2 separate regions of the Homo sapiens genome follow, and region 2 is linked to region 1. Evidence: read pairs that join two places in POLR2A ChIA-PET (ENCODE). Cell type or tissue: GM12878. All regions are shown on one strand. Links, peaks and the distances in the headings refer to the core of each region. The heading gives the core; the rest is flanking DNA.

Region 1 (8,326 bases), core at 83-8,082:
AAGAAGGGCAGGGCCTGGAGGCCAAGTCTGGAAGGGAAGGAGCTGCTGGCCAATCAGGGGCAAGCTGACTGCACCCTGACCTGCTGGGCTGGGACAGCACAGGACCCACAGATATCTGTGAGTTGAGTATGTGTTTCTTCTTCAGAAGCCCTCTTCCAGCAAAGGGACTGGAATCCACCAGAAAGAGTGTTAAGGATTGGATTTCCTCTGCCCTAGAACTAGGAACCCCTCCTACTCCTATATCTCCCTCATCTGGCATATTCCCAGCTGGGAAGGGATTCTCTGCATAAGACCCATCCATATGAGTCTGGATTTCTCGGTTGTACCATTCTTGGATCTTACTTCCTTTGTCTGTAAAAATGGGGGTTAACAGTCTTACATGACAGGATTAGTGTGAGGACTAATTAAATAAGACTGCATGTGCAAGTGTGTACACAGCCTTGCACGCCGTGGGCACGTGATGAAATTGAGTTCCTCGGGTAATAATAGGACAGGGATGCTGAGCACCTGCTGTATGCTGGGGGCCCTGAGAAGACTGAAGCAGGTGCTGGCCCTCAGGAGGCCACAGGATGGTAGAGGAGGCAGATGGCACCCACTGCAGTCAGGGTTTGGGATGCTCTGCAGATTGAGAATGGTCATGTTAACAACTGTCAGCGTCTCTCTCAGGCTGCCATCCACACTCTCCAGATTGGTGTCCTGGGACCACGTGGGGATGCTGCCGTGGCTTCTTGTCTTCTCTGCTCTGGGTATCCAGGCCTGGGGTAAGTTTTCTTTCCCTGGGCCAAAAAGCAACCGAGAAGGGTGATCCTAAAGTCTCATAATAGGAATTAAAAAATACCTACTGTCCATCTGAGCCTGAGGAGTTCAAGGCTGCAGTGAGCCGAGATCCCACCACTGCACTCCAGCCTGAGTGACAGAGGAAGAACTTGTCTCAAAAACAAACAAACAACAACAAAAAAAACTACTCTCTCTTGGCCAGGGGTGGTGGCTTATGCTTGTAATCCCAGCACTTTGGGAGGCCTAGGTGGGCAGATCACGAGGTTAAGAGATCGAGACCATCCTGGCCAACATGGTGAAACCACGTCTCTACTAAAAATACAAAAATTAGCTGGGTGTGGTGGCACATGCCTCTAGTTCCAGCTACTCAGGAGGGAGGCTGAGGTAGGAGAATTGCTTGAAGCCAGGAGATGGAGGTTGTAGTGAGATGAGATCGTGCCACTGCACTCCAACCTGGGTGACAGAGCGAGAACTTGTCTCAAAAAACAAACAAACCAACAAACAAACAAAAACAAACCCATTCTCTCTTGGCCGGGCGCAGTTGCTCACGCCTCTAATCCCAGCACTTTGGGAAGCCGAGGCATGCAGATAAGGAGGTCAAGAGATCGAGACCATCCTGGCCAACATGGTGAAACTCCATCTGGCGCGCTCCTGTAGTCCCAACTACTCGGGAGGGAGGCATGAGAGAACTGCTTGAACCCGGGAGGCAGAGGTTGTAGTGAGCCGAGATTGAGCCACTGCACTCCAGCCTGGTGACAGAGTGAGAGTCCGTCTCAAACAAACAAACAAACAAAAAACAAAACAAAACGAAAAAATCCCCCAAAACCTACTCTCTCTTAAGGAGAAAGAATAGATTGTACATAGAGCACAGAACTTGGAGCCTATAGACCTGGATTCAAGTCCTCGCTCTGCCTCTAGGAATGATTTTAAACAAGCAATTAAGCTCTATAAACCCTTATTTTCCCATCTGAAAATTGAGATAGTTATGACTTCCTAAACTCACTGTGAGGATTAAATGAGATAATGCACCTGAAGATATAGCAATACGTGGGCAGTAAAAGCAAATAAACAGGAGCAAGGATTACATTTGTGTTATTATGATGTCAATCAGAGTCCAGCCTATGGCTTGGGTTTGTGCTTGTCAATAAGAGAAAGCTCCTTGTGGGTAAGGGTCTCAATCAACACCCTGCCCATCCCCCATGGGCCTTCAGACAGGAGAATGGGCATAGCACACGTCCCTAAAATCAATCCCGGGGGAACTGGTCTGAGCCGTGCAGGTAATTCTAACCCCTTCTTCACACACGCTTCCCCATTGCTTCGGTAAAATGCACACAAGAGAGGACTTTGTGGTTTTGAAGTGTCTGAATACATTTCTAGTTTTTTTTTTTTCCCCGCCAATTGTGTGTGTAGATACAGCTCATGAGAAAAGGATAACATTTCCAACTCCTTGCCTATCCCAGGGGATTTCCCAGAGTTGGCATGGAAGGAAGTTATGCCACCTGCTGCTATTAGAGGTGGCCCTCTGGTCAGCCCAGAGAGATTTCTTAGAGGAGGCTCTGGGATTTGAGGAGGCAGAGGGGCAGTGGAGAGGGGATGGCTGTTTCTGTTCAGAGCTGGTGCCACCATGATGGCTGGTATTGGTGCTCTCTGATGCAAAATGGGATATTCCTTTGCAGGTGATTCCTCCTGGAACAAAACACAAGCTAAACAGGTATCAGAGGGGCTCCAGTACCTATTTGAGAACATCTCCCAGCTCACTGAAAAAGGTAAACTGGATCTGGATAGTAAGGGGGTTTTGGGACGAGCTGGGGTTTTTCATGTGATCGGAAATGTTTCTGAGGTCTGCAAAGCCACATGTGACTGGGAGGGGGAAAATGGGGTTGAAGTGCAGAGAGCAGTACCAGTAAACCACCTGCATTAATTACCCAGGTCCTTGGGATGGAAGGCTGGTGCTGGAGGGCTAGAAACCCAGGAAGAGGGGAAACAGCCTCTGCAGACAGGGACTCCCTGTGGAGGGAGACCCAAACCTTGCCCTCAGGAAGTCCTCAGACTGAGGGGGAGACATAGCCCCTGCTGGGGGGAGAAGATGCAGTCCCCTCAGGGAACACTCAGAACCGCAGAGGAAATGATCAGAGAGCACACATTGAATGCTGAGGTGACACCAAGCCAGGCTGCTCAGGGCTTTCCCCAGGGATAAGCAGGTGATGCTTCCTGAAGTGCAGAGCCTGGACCACAGCAGGGGAGGAGATGAGTAGGGGACATTATGGGATGGGGGAGCAAAGCATTAGGCTCCCTGGCCAGGTGCAGAGTCTGTGTTCGGGGTGAGTGTTGGAGAGATGGGTATGTAGAGGTGGGCAGGGCAGGTGCACCTGCCTGCTGAAGGCTCTTCCACTACCAAGGGGCCGACACAGCCCATGCCTGCATGTTCAGCTTGGCGGGCTAATGCGGTAGTGATGGGGCAGGTGCGCTGAGTGACGTCCCCAAGGCCTTCCCACAGATGTCTCCACCACGGTCTCTCGCAAGGCATGGGGGGCAGAAGCTGTTGGCTGCAGTATTCAGCTGACCACGCCAGTGAATGTCCTTGTTATACACCATGTCCCTGGACTGGAGTGTCACGACCAGACAGTCTGCAGCCAGAGACTGCGGGAACTGCAGGCCCATCATGTCCACAACAACAGTGGGTGTGATGTGGCCTACAAGTAAGAGCTGGGTCTGGGTCCCACGGCACATGGTCAGTGTTGCTTCCCTGGGATGCTTCTCCTGTCCCTTCTCATCCCTTTTCCTCATTTTCTGGGTTGTGGTCCTATATGTTTTATAATGAATAAAATATTTAAAACCCCCATGAAACTCCCAATCCTTTGGATTTTTCTGTGAGGTGCCTGTCTCTGAGAGCTCCCAGGAGGAAGCAAGGAAGGTTAAGTAATAACTGTATTCTCTACCCTCCCCCAACCCTGGCTTGCACAGCACACTACAGATTGCAAACGACTTCCTCATACATGAGGGCTTTAGCTCTCCCGACTGGTAGGCAGGTGTCACCATCTCTTTGCCCTGGGAAGAGGGGCCCAAGGGAGGGAGGCTGATTAATTTGAGGTCACATATCTATGGACCCATGGAGCCTAAACTGGCTCTCTTCATCCCTGGCGTGCTCCTCCACACCACACACATGGGCTCCAGCCTCAGTGAGGCAAATGTCCATCTGTTCCTGTAATGATCGCTCTAGTAGGTCGTACTGGTGCCCATACCACATGCCCTTGGCTCACCTCTGACTTTGGCTAGCTGTGGACAGTTCCTGAGTGCAGTGATGGCTTCCTGCCTCAAGTGCCCAACACATCTCTCTGCTTTCCTGCTTCAGACCTTCCCCCAGCCCCTGACGACAAAAGGGAGTGAATGCCTTCCTGGGGGACAGGGCTTGGTGTGTAGCCTCCTCAACCCCAGCCCTTATGAGAGGCAGTTCTAAAGCGCATGTACACAGCTCCTGGGAAGGCCACAGGGTGGGGTGGAGTCACAGGTAGCCACTGTGAGCCAGCCCAATTTCACATACTTTGCTGGCTTTCTTCCTTCTGTCTCACTCTCCTCACCCTGGCTTCTGGGATCCTGTAAGAATTAAAGAGGAAAGAACCATGAAAGGTGGCTCGACAGTCGAGGACTGGTTTATTTTAGAAAAAACAAAACTGAGAGAGGCTTTTGGCCAAGTTAGGTCAGAGCCTACTCTCTTACAGACTAAGAGTTTTTAAGGTTTCAGGGTGGGAGAGTTTATCAGAGGCTTGGACTGCTTCTGTGTCTTTGTCGTGCTTATCTGGGAGGGACAGTTGTGTGTCTGTTCCCATACATCTTTCTGCAGCTGCAGGCATATCCCCACCGCCCCCCAGTCTGCTTTTAGCTTCCTTATCTTAGTGCACCTGAAGGGAAAGGAATGTGCTTATTAAGGCCCACTGTTTTACTGGGGCCAATTGTATGAGGGTGAAGTTTGGCAGTTACTCAAGGGACTTTCCTCCCACCCCTCTCTGCGCCTGAGCTGTCTTATCTGTGTTTTACTGTCTGCTCTTTCTGGCTGCTTGTTTTTTAGAAGAGAAGTGATTTCCTTGAAATACATGAGGCTAGAAAGGGAGCTGGAATTTAAAGTGGTGGTGTTTGTCTGAGATGATGGTGCTCCTGCTCTGTTAGATCTCTTTGCAGATGAAGTGCCTGCATCCTCGTCCCTGTCTCAGGAGCTATTTCTTGGGAAGTCTATGTAGGACAGTTACGTGACAGGGAGAAATCAAATGAACAGCTCTGCGTGGATCACACAGGCAGCACACACTTTGGAGGAGGTAGGAGAGCCCGGTTTAAGGAAGCGTGGAAGACAGAAGAGCCTTCCATTGTGTGGTCAGTTACCATGGAACCTCTAGGACCTCTTCTCCTGAGCATGTAGAATGATTTATGGTAAAACTGCAGCCTCTGAAAAGGGAAGGGGGTAGGGAGTGTGAGAGTGGGTCCTTCTGAATTCTAAGGACTAGTATAAATGACTTGCTCTTTTCAATGTCTGGGAAGAGTTCATGCAAATTCCTTTTAGTGAACATAGCTTCAGTCCTTCTCCATTTTGAGGCTGGGTAAGTGGTTTCACCTCTCAGGAATGTCCTACAGTGCCAGCCATGAAACCTGTATTATCTTGCTCCATAGCTTCCTGGTTGGGGATGATGGCAGGGTGTATGAAGGTGTTGGCTGGAATATCCAAGGAGTGCACACCCAAGGCTACAACAACATCTCCCTGGGCTTTGCCTTCTTTGGCACTAAGAAAGGTAACAGTTATCACAGCTGACCTTCTCCAAAGAGTTCTCTAATCCTTTGTCTCAGGGGCCACTTCATGGGAACTAGCTATCTGCTACTCTGCTGTCTTATCCTTCTCATACTTCTCTGAAGACCCACTCTCTCTTGGAATTTTCTTCTTCCTTGATTTCCAGGAAATGACTTTGTGAAGGGTCTCTTCCTACTGCCCTGGCTTCCTTCTCAACCCCTGTAAACAGGCTCCTCTTTCTCTAGCCATCTTTTATGTGGAGATGCTGACCAGTCATCTCTCTGCAAGCTTATCTGGGCTTCAGCTCTCTCCTCTATGTCAATGACTAACACATCTTCCTCTTGAGCTCTGACCATTCTGTGGCTGTGGGCCATGCTTTCCAAGTTCCTGCCAGGCACCTCTTCCTTTCATCTCTTACTCCTAGATTTTCTATATATTTCTAAAAAAAAACCACTCTGGGTCCCCTAATCTCTGACTCTCTTCTACTTCTTTCTGGACTGTTGCTCCAAGGCCCCTTGCCACATGCATCTTAACATATGTACTCCAGGACCATTCCTTTGAATTTGTGTACCCTTTCCCGTTAACAGAGATCTTACATACCTAGTTTCTCATTTTCCCCTTCCAGTACCTTTTGAGAGAGTCCAGGTAGATTTCATGACCCCTGTTGTGCAGAGGTGCAGTCTGGGTTTCAGAGAGGTCGATGACCCCAAGTGACACAGCTAGAAGGAGAGGAATCAGAACATGGTCCATATCTTTTATCTCCAGCTCCTGGGTGGTTTCCCCAGCACTCCAGAGGACTCTGTGTTTATCTTGTTTTTGCTTTTGTTTTCATGACTACTCATTTCCATTTGTCGTTAGCTTGGGATCTTGAGCACATTACTTCTCAGAGCCTCAAGTTCCTCTTCACAAATAATGCAGTTAATAATAGCATCTCTCAGAGGTTTGTGCTGCTGATTAAATGAGTTATTGTAGGCAAAGAGCCTGACACATGCCTGGAGGGGCCCCTTCTGATGGGAAACCCTGGCCTGGCCTGGCGGGTGCTGCTGGGCTTGGTGCTGCTTCTGAGCTCTTTCATGGAGAGAGGAGGTGAAGTTTGGCAGGTATTTGGGATGAGAAAGGACTTCATTTTGAGCCACTGAGAGATCTTTCCAGGAAGATCCTTAATTCTCAGCCTCTCCAACTGGGGGCATAACCTGTTCCCTTTTCTTCCTCTCCATCAGCTGTGCAGGGGCTGGCAGAGCATCTTCTCCTTCCCCAAAAGATCCCCTGAAACTCAGGCTGGGTGGAGGTTTCCCACAGATTTCTCTCTTCTAGGCCACAGTCCCAGCCCTGCTGCCCTGTCGGCCATGGAAAACCTAATCACCTATGCTGTCCAGAAGGGCCACCTGTCATCCAGTTATGTTCAGCCACTTCTTGGGAAAGGCGAGAACTGCCTGGCCCCTCGGCAGAAGACAAGCCTGAAGAAGGGTAAGACCTTTCTTCAGCCCTACTGGGCCTGCCACTGGGCTCACCCCAACTAACTCGCAAATACCATTGGGAGTGACCTTTTCAGTAGGGCCCATTAGATTCCTTCTGGAAGGCAACTGGCCACCCAACTCTCTGAACTCTTGGGGCTGGCAAATCTTGAGAGGAAACCTCCAGGCCACCTCTTTGTCCCTCAGATTCCTCATATGAAAGAGCCATAGCATTATCCCTGGTGTCATATATGCACACTCCTTTCTTCCATCACTCAACAAGCAATTACTGAACACCTTCTAGACCCTGAAAATATACTCAGGAATGAAAAGCAAAAGTCCCTGGCCTCATGAAGTTTCAGTCTAGAGGGCAGAGAAAGACAATAAGCAAATAAATAAGTGACATATTGGGATGTTATATGGAGAAAAGTGCAAGGGAGGAAACAATGGAAAGGGACTGGACACATTTATACACATATTTATACACTCATATGTTTACACATGAACACACACAAACACACATTTCTGAATACAAAAACCAAAACAACACGAATAGACTGAAGTGCTGCAGAAAACTTAGACCACCACTTACACAGACTTTAAAGAAAGAGCTCAACATAATTCAGATAATAAAAGGTGGATACCATTTTGGGTTTAACAAGCAGCAACATCAAAAACAGTAAATTTAATAAGCACTTTCAGCCTTTTCTTGGGCTTAATCAAGATTGAAAGAAGATTCATCTCTATTATATTAAAGCCTTGAGTAAATTTGATCTCTGGTGCCATCTGTTAACATAAATGATCGCTTACATTGACAGAGAGTTTCATGGATTACAAATGACTCAAATACATATTCTTAGAATAAAATGTCCATGTCCCACTGCGGGACACTGTCTGCTCTCAAGTCCCACTGTTGGGGGCAGGGTGGTTGGGGGCAGGGTGGGAGACCCAGAGGGGTTTGGGAAGTTGAGGGTCCTGAGCATTATATCAGCCTACGGTGGAGAAGTGGCTGGCATAGATGGGGAAGATGAACCCTCTGTGGTTTCTCGCCCCACCTCAGCTTGCCCCGGCGTTGTCCCACGGTCTGTGTGGGGAGCCAGGGAGACCCACTGTCCCAGGATGACTCTCCCAGCGAAGTATGGCATCATTATCCACACTGCCGGGAGGACCTGCAACATTTCTGATGAGTGCCGCCTGCTGGTCCGGGACATCCAGTCTTTCTACATAGACAGGCTCAAGTCATGCGACATTGGTTATAAGTGAGTGGGTCTGGGTACACTGGGCTTCTTTTCCCTTGGGGGCAGAAACTGAGCCTTTGAAA
Region 2 (8,326 bases), core at 148-8,147, 52 kb after region 1:
CTTCTCTGGGTCAGGCCAGGGCTGTGTCCACACAAGCTGCCCAGTGCCTGCCACTTGCCCTTGCCTGGCTGGGTCCCACTGGGTGTTGGGCTGAGAGAGAGCCCAGAGCCCTGGTGCTCTGTAGCCCTCCCTACCTGGGCTCCTCTTGCCCAGAGGGAAGCTCCTTTTCTTCAGATGGGGGCATGATGACGTACTGCTGTTTACCGGAAGCACGTGAGCTGGCTCTTGTTTTCACGGGTTTTGATCTGGAAACAAGGGAAGGTGTTGACAAAGAGTCAAACTGTGTAAAATATTTGAAGAGATTTATTCTAAGCCAAATATTAGTGACCACGGCCTGTGGCACAGCCCCAGCAGATCCTGAGAACATGTACCCAACGTGGTCAGGCTACAGTTTGGTTTTATATATTTTAGGGAGACATGAGACATCAATCGATACATGTAAGATGTATATTGGTTTCGCTGGAAAGGTGGGACAACTCCAAGCAGGAGGTGGGTGGGTGGCGGGGGGGGCGTCCAAGTCATAAGTGAATTCAAAGATTTTCTGATTGGCAATTGGTTGAAAGAGTTATTATCTAAAGACCTCCAACCAATAGAAAGGAATGTCTGGGTTAAGATGGGGATTGTGGAGACCACGGTTTATCATGCACATGAAACCTCCAGGTAGCAGGCTGCGGAGCTCTTATCAGACCTAAAAGGAGCCAGACTCTTAGTCAATTCTCTCCTGGATCAGGGAAAAGACCTGGAGAGGGAAGGGAATTCTCTACAGAATGGGAATTTTCCCCACAAGAGACAGCTTTACAGGGCCATTTCAAAATATGTCAAATAAATATAGTTTGGGGTAAAATACTTCAATTTCTTTCAGGATCTGCTAACTGTCATGTTGATATCTTATAGCAACAGTCTGTTTGGTCAGTCTTAAGATCTCTGTTTTAAGGTTAATGCTGGTCAGTTGTGCCTGAATCCCTAAGGGAGAAGGGTATAATGAGCCATGTCTGACCCCACTTCCCAACATGGCCTGAACTAGATTTTCAGGTTTCCTTTGGAATACCCTTGGCCAAGATGGAGGTTCGTCAGTCAGTTGTGGGGATTAGAGCTTTATTTTTGGTTTAAAGAGGGAAGGAGGAAGAAGGGGTGCCAGAAACATGGGCTTTCTTCCCCCTGTACATGTTTTGAGTACTGATGCTGTGTCTTTGCTTCCAGTGTTTCACGTCTCTTACAAAGCAGGCTTTAACGGCCTAATCTGTATACAGCTCTGTGCTTTCAAAACGGTCCCTCCGATCTCATTAGATTGATTCTGTCCATTTGTCATTTGCCCTATGGCATCCTGGTTATGTAAGCAGGGGAAGAGTGGTTTGTCTAGAGGGTCACATAAGCCCAGGGAGACTCAGAACTCTTGCTCCATTTATACAATCAGAGGAAGGTGGCTCCAGTAGAACTCCTGTAGTGAAAGGTCTTCCTCCTGCAGTAAGAAGTGACACTCCTGCTAGCCCCCTTCTGGTGGAGGGGTGGGGTGTGGGCACAGGCTTCCCAGAGGAACCTTCCCCAGCAGGGGTGAGTTTAACATCCCCTCATGCAGGAAGTAGCCAGAGGGGTAGACTGAGATGCTGAGAAATGGTTTCATGAAAAAGGTATCCTTATAATTCTTGGCCTTCCTTATAATCCTCCAAAATAGAGGGTCTCCTCTTTTTGATTTAAACACCATTCCCAGGCCTTAGGGACTCATTGACCTCCCTCCCCAACCTCCATCCCTTATGAACTTTAGAAGAGACTGTAGACTCCCCAACTCCATCAGCACTCATGAAGGCCTCAAAACAACAATATTGGCTGGGCGCGGTGGCTCATGCCTGCAATGCCAGCACTGTGGGAAGCCAAGGCGGGTGGATCACCTGAAGTTAGGAATTCAAGACCAGCCTGACCAACAAGGTGAAACTCCGTCTCTACTAAAAAAACAAAAATTAGCCAGGTGTGGTGGCAGGTGCTTGTAGTCCCAGCTACTCGTGGGGCTGAGACAGGAGAATTGCTTGAACCCGGGAGGTGGAGGTTGCAGTGAACCGAGATAGCGCCACTGCACTCCAGCCTGGGCGGCAGAGCAAGACTCTGTCTCAAGAAAAAATACTGCATGGTCTGGATTATTGTTTTTCCCAAATTATCTACTTTTATTGATCTTAAACATACTAAGTAAAATCAGAGCACTCAACCGGCAAATGCCCCTTCCTTCCTTCCTTCCTTCCTGTTTTCTTGAGACACAGTCTTGCTCTGTTGCCCAGGCTGTAGTGCAGTGGCACTATCTCGGCTCACTGCAACCTCCACCTCCTGGGTTCAAGCAATTCTCCTGTCTCAGCCTCCTGAGTAGCTGGGACTATAGGCGCCTGCCACCACGCCTGGCTAATTTTTGTATTTCTAGTAGAGACGAGGTTTCACTATGTTGGCCAGGATGGTCTTGATCTCTTGACCTTGTGATCCACCTGCCTCGGCCTCCCAAAGTGCTGGGGTTACAGCGTGAGCCACTGTGCCCAGCCAGCAAACGCTCTTCCAAGGCAAATTCAAGGCAGCTTATTCCAGGCAGTTTGCTTCTCCTGTGTTCTTTTATAGAGAAATTCTTCCCAGCTTCCCCTTAATCATTTAGAGTGAGGGGCAATACTAACACCCCCCTCAGAGGATTATCGCCAGGGTTAAATGAATGATCAGGTGTAAGGGTCTGAGAACTCGTGCTCAGCATTGAAGAACCATTCCACTGGCATCGGGTGAGGCGTGTGATTGTTGCTGTCTGTTACTCCTGTTTGACTGTGGCAGGAAGGATGTGCCTTCGTGGGCATCAACCGCAGCTGCCTGGGGAAAATTGGTGCAGATTGTGCCCAGACCTGGTGATGAGCAGGGAGGAGCCAGGCAGGCCTGCAAGTGGGTGGGGCAGGTTTGAAGCAGCCCACGGTGAAGGAGGGGGCACAGCCCCTTCATGGCCCCCGGCATTGTCAGGGTGGGAAGGGCCCAGAGCTCATCGACTCAGTGGTTGTCCATGATTATAAGCTGGGAAAAAAAGACTCCAAAGTTTTCTTTGGTTCCAGCATAGTGAATATCAATCTGGTTAAAGCCTCCTGTTTCACGGAACACTGAACCGGAAGGAGGTAGATGACCTGTTCAAGTCGCCCCATGAGTTAAGTAGAGGAAGGAGCACCCAGGTTCTGAGGTTGAGGCACGGCATGATTCCTATCACCCCTCTGCTAAAATCATGGTATGGCCTCTCCTTCCCCACTGAGTCAACTAACAACACACGAGTATGTCGGTTAGGGCCTCCATAATCTCTTTCCCACAGAACAAGCCCGTGCGGGTCACTTGCAGTCTCACACGCTGGGCTTTCACATGTTCCTGCCTTTGCCTGCACAACTTCCCCTCTCTTGACCTCTCCAATCCCACTTTTTTTTTTTTAGCTGCTTTTCAAAGGCTTGCTCTTCCAGAACCTGCTTCTCCAAACTAGAAATGGCGTCTCCCACCGCAAGCGCCCATGGACTCGGCCCCGGCCTCGTAGTGCCTCTTTGCTGCCCGCGTGCCTTCTCCCTGCCGGCTTGGACTCCCCGAGGGCTGCACCTGCTCCCCTCGCTCCGTCTCCTGGGCCAGTACAGGGCCTGGCACACTGCTGGGGCCACCTAAGCGTCTGTAGGAGGAAAGCCAGGATGGGTTGGGCAGAGGCAGTGTCTCCCTCAGCTGGTCTCAGACGCTTACCGCAGAGCGGAAAATCCCAGTGTCTCCACTGTTGAGCCTCCGCAGATTTCTCACAGGGAACTCCCTCTTAATGCCAGGCCATCCTTCCCCCTTACCCTCTGGCGGCTTCCCCTCTGCTGGTGAGATCTGGGGGAGACATCCTATCTTCTCCAGCACCAATGCCCTCCAACCCCGCCCCTGTGGAGGCTCCTGTGACCCCTCACTGTGGTGGATGCAGCCTCTGGGGCTGTGGGTGGTGGGTGTGGTGGGGTGTGGTGCGCGGGAAACGCAACTGCAGCTGCTCCCCTGGCGGTGGCTTTCTTCCGACTGGCTGACTTAGGAAAACCTTTCTTCCTGAGCTTCCTGCCACCCTTCCCCATGCTTCCTGGGCTCTTCCTCTTCACGTTGTGGGCTTTTTTCTTTCCAACATTGTGTCTTGTGTGTGTCTGTGCCTCCCTCCCCTCCCTCTCGGCCTCTTCTTTTCTCTCACGCTGCCTCCCTGCCTGTTTCTTCATGCTCCTCATTTTCTGTCTGTCTGCCCTTCTGCTCCTGTTCGTGCCTGTCTTTATTCTTTCTCTTCTCTTTCACCAACATCTAGAATATGGCAGTGTGAAAGGATTAGTGGGGGAAGTGGGTCTGAGTCTCAGTACAGTAGACACCCACAAATTATCTCCTCGCTGCGCCCTGAAAATCATCTCCACACCCTGCCCCAGGGCTGCGGGGGTGCTGGGAGTGGGAGGAGAGGGTCAGAAGGCCAGGGGCAGGGTGGCTCTGGGGAAGGTATGCATTTGGGAGCCAGACTGAGCACACCCAGTGTGTTTCTGGCCCAGCAGGTTCCGTCAGGCGGGGCGTTAATTAGAGCCTGGCCCTGCAAGAGGGGAAGGTGTTATTAGGTCGAAGGACTGGTGGGCAGGGGTGGAGCTCCCAGGACGTGTGACAGGGACCTCTTGGGAACTTTCCATGGTAGGCTGGAGTAAGAAGTGTCACCCCATGGGTGGGGAGCTGGGGCTCCCTCTCAGAGTGGCTGAGAGCCCTCTGGTACCCAAAAGTTAAGCAGCTGCCTGCCTGGGAGGGGAGCTGGGGAGTTTCCTCCTCTCTCTCCAGTGCTCAGCTCATGTGCCACTTCATCTAAGAGCCTAGCTCTTGAGGTCCCCAAATTAGGATTTCCCTCTACTATGTTCACTTATAATTACTTATTTATGTGTTTTTCTCTCTCTGTCTGTATACATGTTTTAATCATCTGAATTTCCCACTAGATTATAAGCTCTGTGAAAGCAGGAACCCAGTTAGTACACTCATACTACGTACCTAGTCCTGGTGTGTAGCAGGTGCTCCGTCAGCATTTTGGACATGCTGAGCCTCAGATCTGGGGAACATGTGCTGTGATGGTCCAGTGGCATGTCTCGGGGAAGGGGGCAAGTACAGTGGCTTTGTCTGGGTCTGTCCCCACTCAGCTCCGACTGGGGTGAGGATGGGGGAAGGACCCAGTGTGTAATGACTAAGGGGTGAGAAGGAAACTGACTTGAAATGAAACCAGGTTCCAGCAGAACTACAGAGCAGATACCCATAAGTGGATAACTGAGGGGGCTGCGGGCCTAATGGCAATTGATTGTCTTTTCTGCTTGCAGACTCTGTGGTAGGCACATGGTATATGGGATTTCATCTAATCCTCAAGACAGTTCTACAGGGCAGGAACTGCTGTTCTATTGAGAAAACTGAGGCTCAGCTTGGAGAGATTAAGTCATTTCCTTAAGGTCACATAGCTAGTGCGTGTCAATGCTGAGCTGAGTTTTTGTTCCTTTGCCCATATCACACTGGCTGTTTGGTTACTTATATTCCTTTTACATTTGGTGACTGGCAGAAGACAAAATTCCAGGGATCCTCTGACTCAGGGTTCATTGGAGTAATCACTTCCCTTGATCTAACAACATTCTTCAATTAATAGGTGGTACATGTGAAACCCTCTGTAAATGCTGTAGCTCTGAATTCATGTGGTAATAACAACCCTGGCCATAGCAATGCAGCCCAAGATTGCTTTACCTCTCTGGCCACCGCATCATGCCATCAGCTTCCACTTCATCATGATTGCTATTAACCCACCTCTCATCCCTTCCTGCCTTCACCAGGCCTGTTTTTCAACCTAACTGCAAGACTCTGGTTTGTCTTGATTTAGTGTCGTATTAGTGGTGTTCCCTTTTGTTCAAATCTGTTGAAATCTTTTTGAATTTTGATGTTGTCATCCTCTATGTGTCATTGCTCACGTCTTTATCTTCAGGTTTTTTTTTTTTTTTTTTTTTTTTGAGACAGGGTCTCACTCTGTCACCCAGGCTGGAGTGCAGTGGCATGGTCTCAGCTCACTGCAGCCTTGACCTCCAGGGCTTGAGCCATTCTCCCACCTCAGCCTCCTGATTAGCTGGGACTATAGGTGTGCACCACCATGCTTGGCTAATTTTTGTATTTTTCGTAAAGACAAGGTTTCACCATGTTGCCCAGGCAGGTCTTGAAGTGCTCCTTGGTCTCCTGGGCTCAAGGGCTCCACCCACCTTGGCCTCCCAAAGTGTTGGGATTACCCCGGCCCAGCATTTTTATTCAAATCCTTCGTTATCACCCATGCCCCAAGTATCCACATGTATTGGGCAATGAGTATTAGGAACTTTTGCATAGATCACCCCATTTGACCTTCACGAGAACCTTGTGAGGAGGGCACTATTATCCCCCCCACTTTATACATGAATAACAGACTCAACTTAGGTAGTGTCTGTTTCTCCGCACCACCATAGCCTCGTGTAGGTTTTGCAGAGATCTACCTCCAGGCCGATGGTAATCCATTAGCCACAAGTCTCTGCTTCTGTTCATTGTCACCCACAAGAGCACTGACAGGTACTATCTATCATCCAATCGTGGTAATTCTGTGACTGCTGAGGGAAAGAGGAATTCTGTGACTGCTGAAGTATGTGTTTGTGTGTGTGTGGGGTACCAACACCAGTGCTCATTATTATTCATTAGTCCATTTTCCTTATTGAATGCCCACAATCATTTCATTTATCACCAATATTCTTATGGATCCCAAATCTGGAATTTTCATTATTGACTTTCCCTGAAAGGCAAGAATATCCCTTAACTTCATTCCTACTTGCCTTTCTTCTCTTAGTCTTTTTACACACATGTGATGAGGTTCATATTTCAGGGGTGCATTTTATGGTATTGTGGCCAAGTGACCATGAGCTGGCCCTTAGCCCTCCAAGTGAACTTTGGGCACACCACCCTAATACTGAACCAGGCATGTTGGTAACAGTGTGGTGTTCATATAGTAAGCCAAGGGTGACACGTGGAAGGACTCTTATGCTTGATTAGTGCTGTGGAGTCTGCATGGAGCTTCATGATGCATAGCCTTCTGGTGTTTAAGGAAGTTAAAGGTGTGTTGCTGTTTAAAAGCACAGGGAGTCTTGGTTTAGATGCTAGTTTCAATGAAGCCAAGGATACTTGATCAACCTTCTTGGTTTGCTATTCTGTCAAATTTGGGCAACAGTGAAATTCTCTGGGTTGCTATCTAAAGGAAAGAGAGGAAGAACTCACAATATTATGAAGTTGAAGGATAAAATACATATGTTCAAACCGACTAAAGTAAGAGCAAGCAATATTGCCTTCCCTTAGGAGGGCTTTCATTTAGAGATGAGGGGGATGAGGGAGGGATGGACCCACCAGACAACAGATATGTGCCTCACGGGCTCTTCTCCTCATGAGGTGAGTCGGAGCCCCAGAGCTCCGGAGCCCCATTGTTGACAGGGCCTTCTGTTCATAGGCTGTGGACATCAGGGCCTTCTCACATACTGTTTCCTCTGTCTAGAATGTTTCTCCCACCTTCATTTCTTTTTCTGGCCAATTTATATTCAACCTTCAGTTTCCAGTCTTAAGGTCATGTCTTCAGAGAGGAGCCCTCCTTCTGCCAGCCATAAATTCATTCATAAACTTTTCCCTTTCCAACGTTGCGCCATTTAAAGCTTATCTTTAATTCTGTGGCTATTTATTTTATATCTGTCTTCCTCACTGGCCTGTTCCATTTATGAGGGCAGGACCTCCCCAGTGCGTCCCTAGCTCCTGAGTGATGCCAGATACACCAGCACGTAATGGTAGCCCCATAAATATTTGTGGAATGAACGAATAGCTTCAGTATCTTCTTTTGTAAAACTGGGGTTGCAACTGGTGACCTGGGCCTTTTCCAGGTCTGAAATGCTTTGGAGTCTAAGAGTCCTAGTGTGGGCCCTAAGTCCCAGCGGCTGTTGGTGTGGAAGCGGGGTTTAGGGAATAGCAGCAGAAGGGCGCTGGAGTCCTGCCCTGCCTCGCCAGTAGGTGGTGCAGGTGAGCTGGCTCCATGGTCAGGGCTGGGGCTGGGCCAGCCCTGGTGGGTGTGGAGTGGGAGCGCCCTTAGCTGAGCCATTGCCCAGACCTGCCTAATGAGGAGGCAGGGCACCCAGCAGGTACAGGCACAGAAAGGGAGGGAGAATGGCTGGAGATACAAACCTGCTGGGACAGTTGCTTGCTACACGGGTGGGGGGTGGGGGTGGTTGGCATCCTGGTACGTCTGGCCACAAAACTGCTCTTGGCACATCAGGGGCCAGAGTGGTGAGGC

What was found. ChIA-PET counts read pairs that join two places held together with the same protein. Peaks named below come from ENCODE experiments on the same cell type or tissue, not always from the same donor. Only the 100,000 strongest peaks of a DNase experiment are listed, where the experiment ranks them.
Region 2: POLR2A ChIA-PET joins it to region 1 with 11 read pairs; 3 of 35 experiments call an interaction of 5 or more read pairs at or near these places.

The regions. Positions count from the first base shown.
Region 1 is chr1:153,340,319-153,348,644 of GRCh38, reverse strand. PGLYRP4 (peptidoglycan recognition protein 4) reads left to right here. Exons shown (of 9, transcript NM_020393.4): 1 at 1-117; 2 at 667-761; 3 at 2,454-2,543; 4 at 3,263-3,476; 5 at 5,437-5,555; 6 at 6,866-7,018; 7 at 8,066-8,264. The coding sequence starts at 713. Among named protein-coding and RNA genes, the nearest start is that of PGLYRP4, 4.4 kb to the left of the region's middle. RefSeq lists enhancers at 3,284-3,503, 4,310-4,389. In GM12878, for the core only: no CTCF peak of the experiment used is centred there; DNase peaks (open chromatin) are centred at 2,120, 2,644, 2,904, 4,487 and 2 weaker places; H3K4me3 peaks cover 3,716 bases; H3K27ac peaks cover 5,334 bases.
Region 2 is chr1:153,288,569-153,296,894 of GRCh38, reverse strand. No RefSeq gene overlaps it. Among named protein-coding and RNA genes, the nearest start is that of PGLYRP3, 20 kb to the left of the region's middle. RefSeq lists an enhancer at 4,962-5,041. In GM12878, for the core only: a CTCF peak has its summit at 8,049 (motif pointing right); a DNase peak (open chromatin) is centred at 5,054.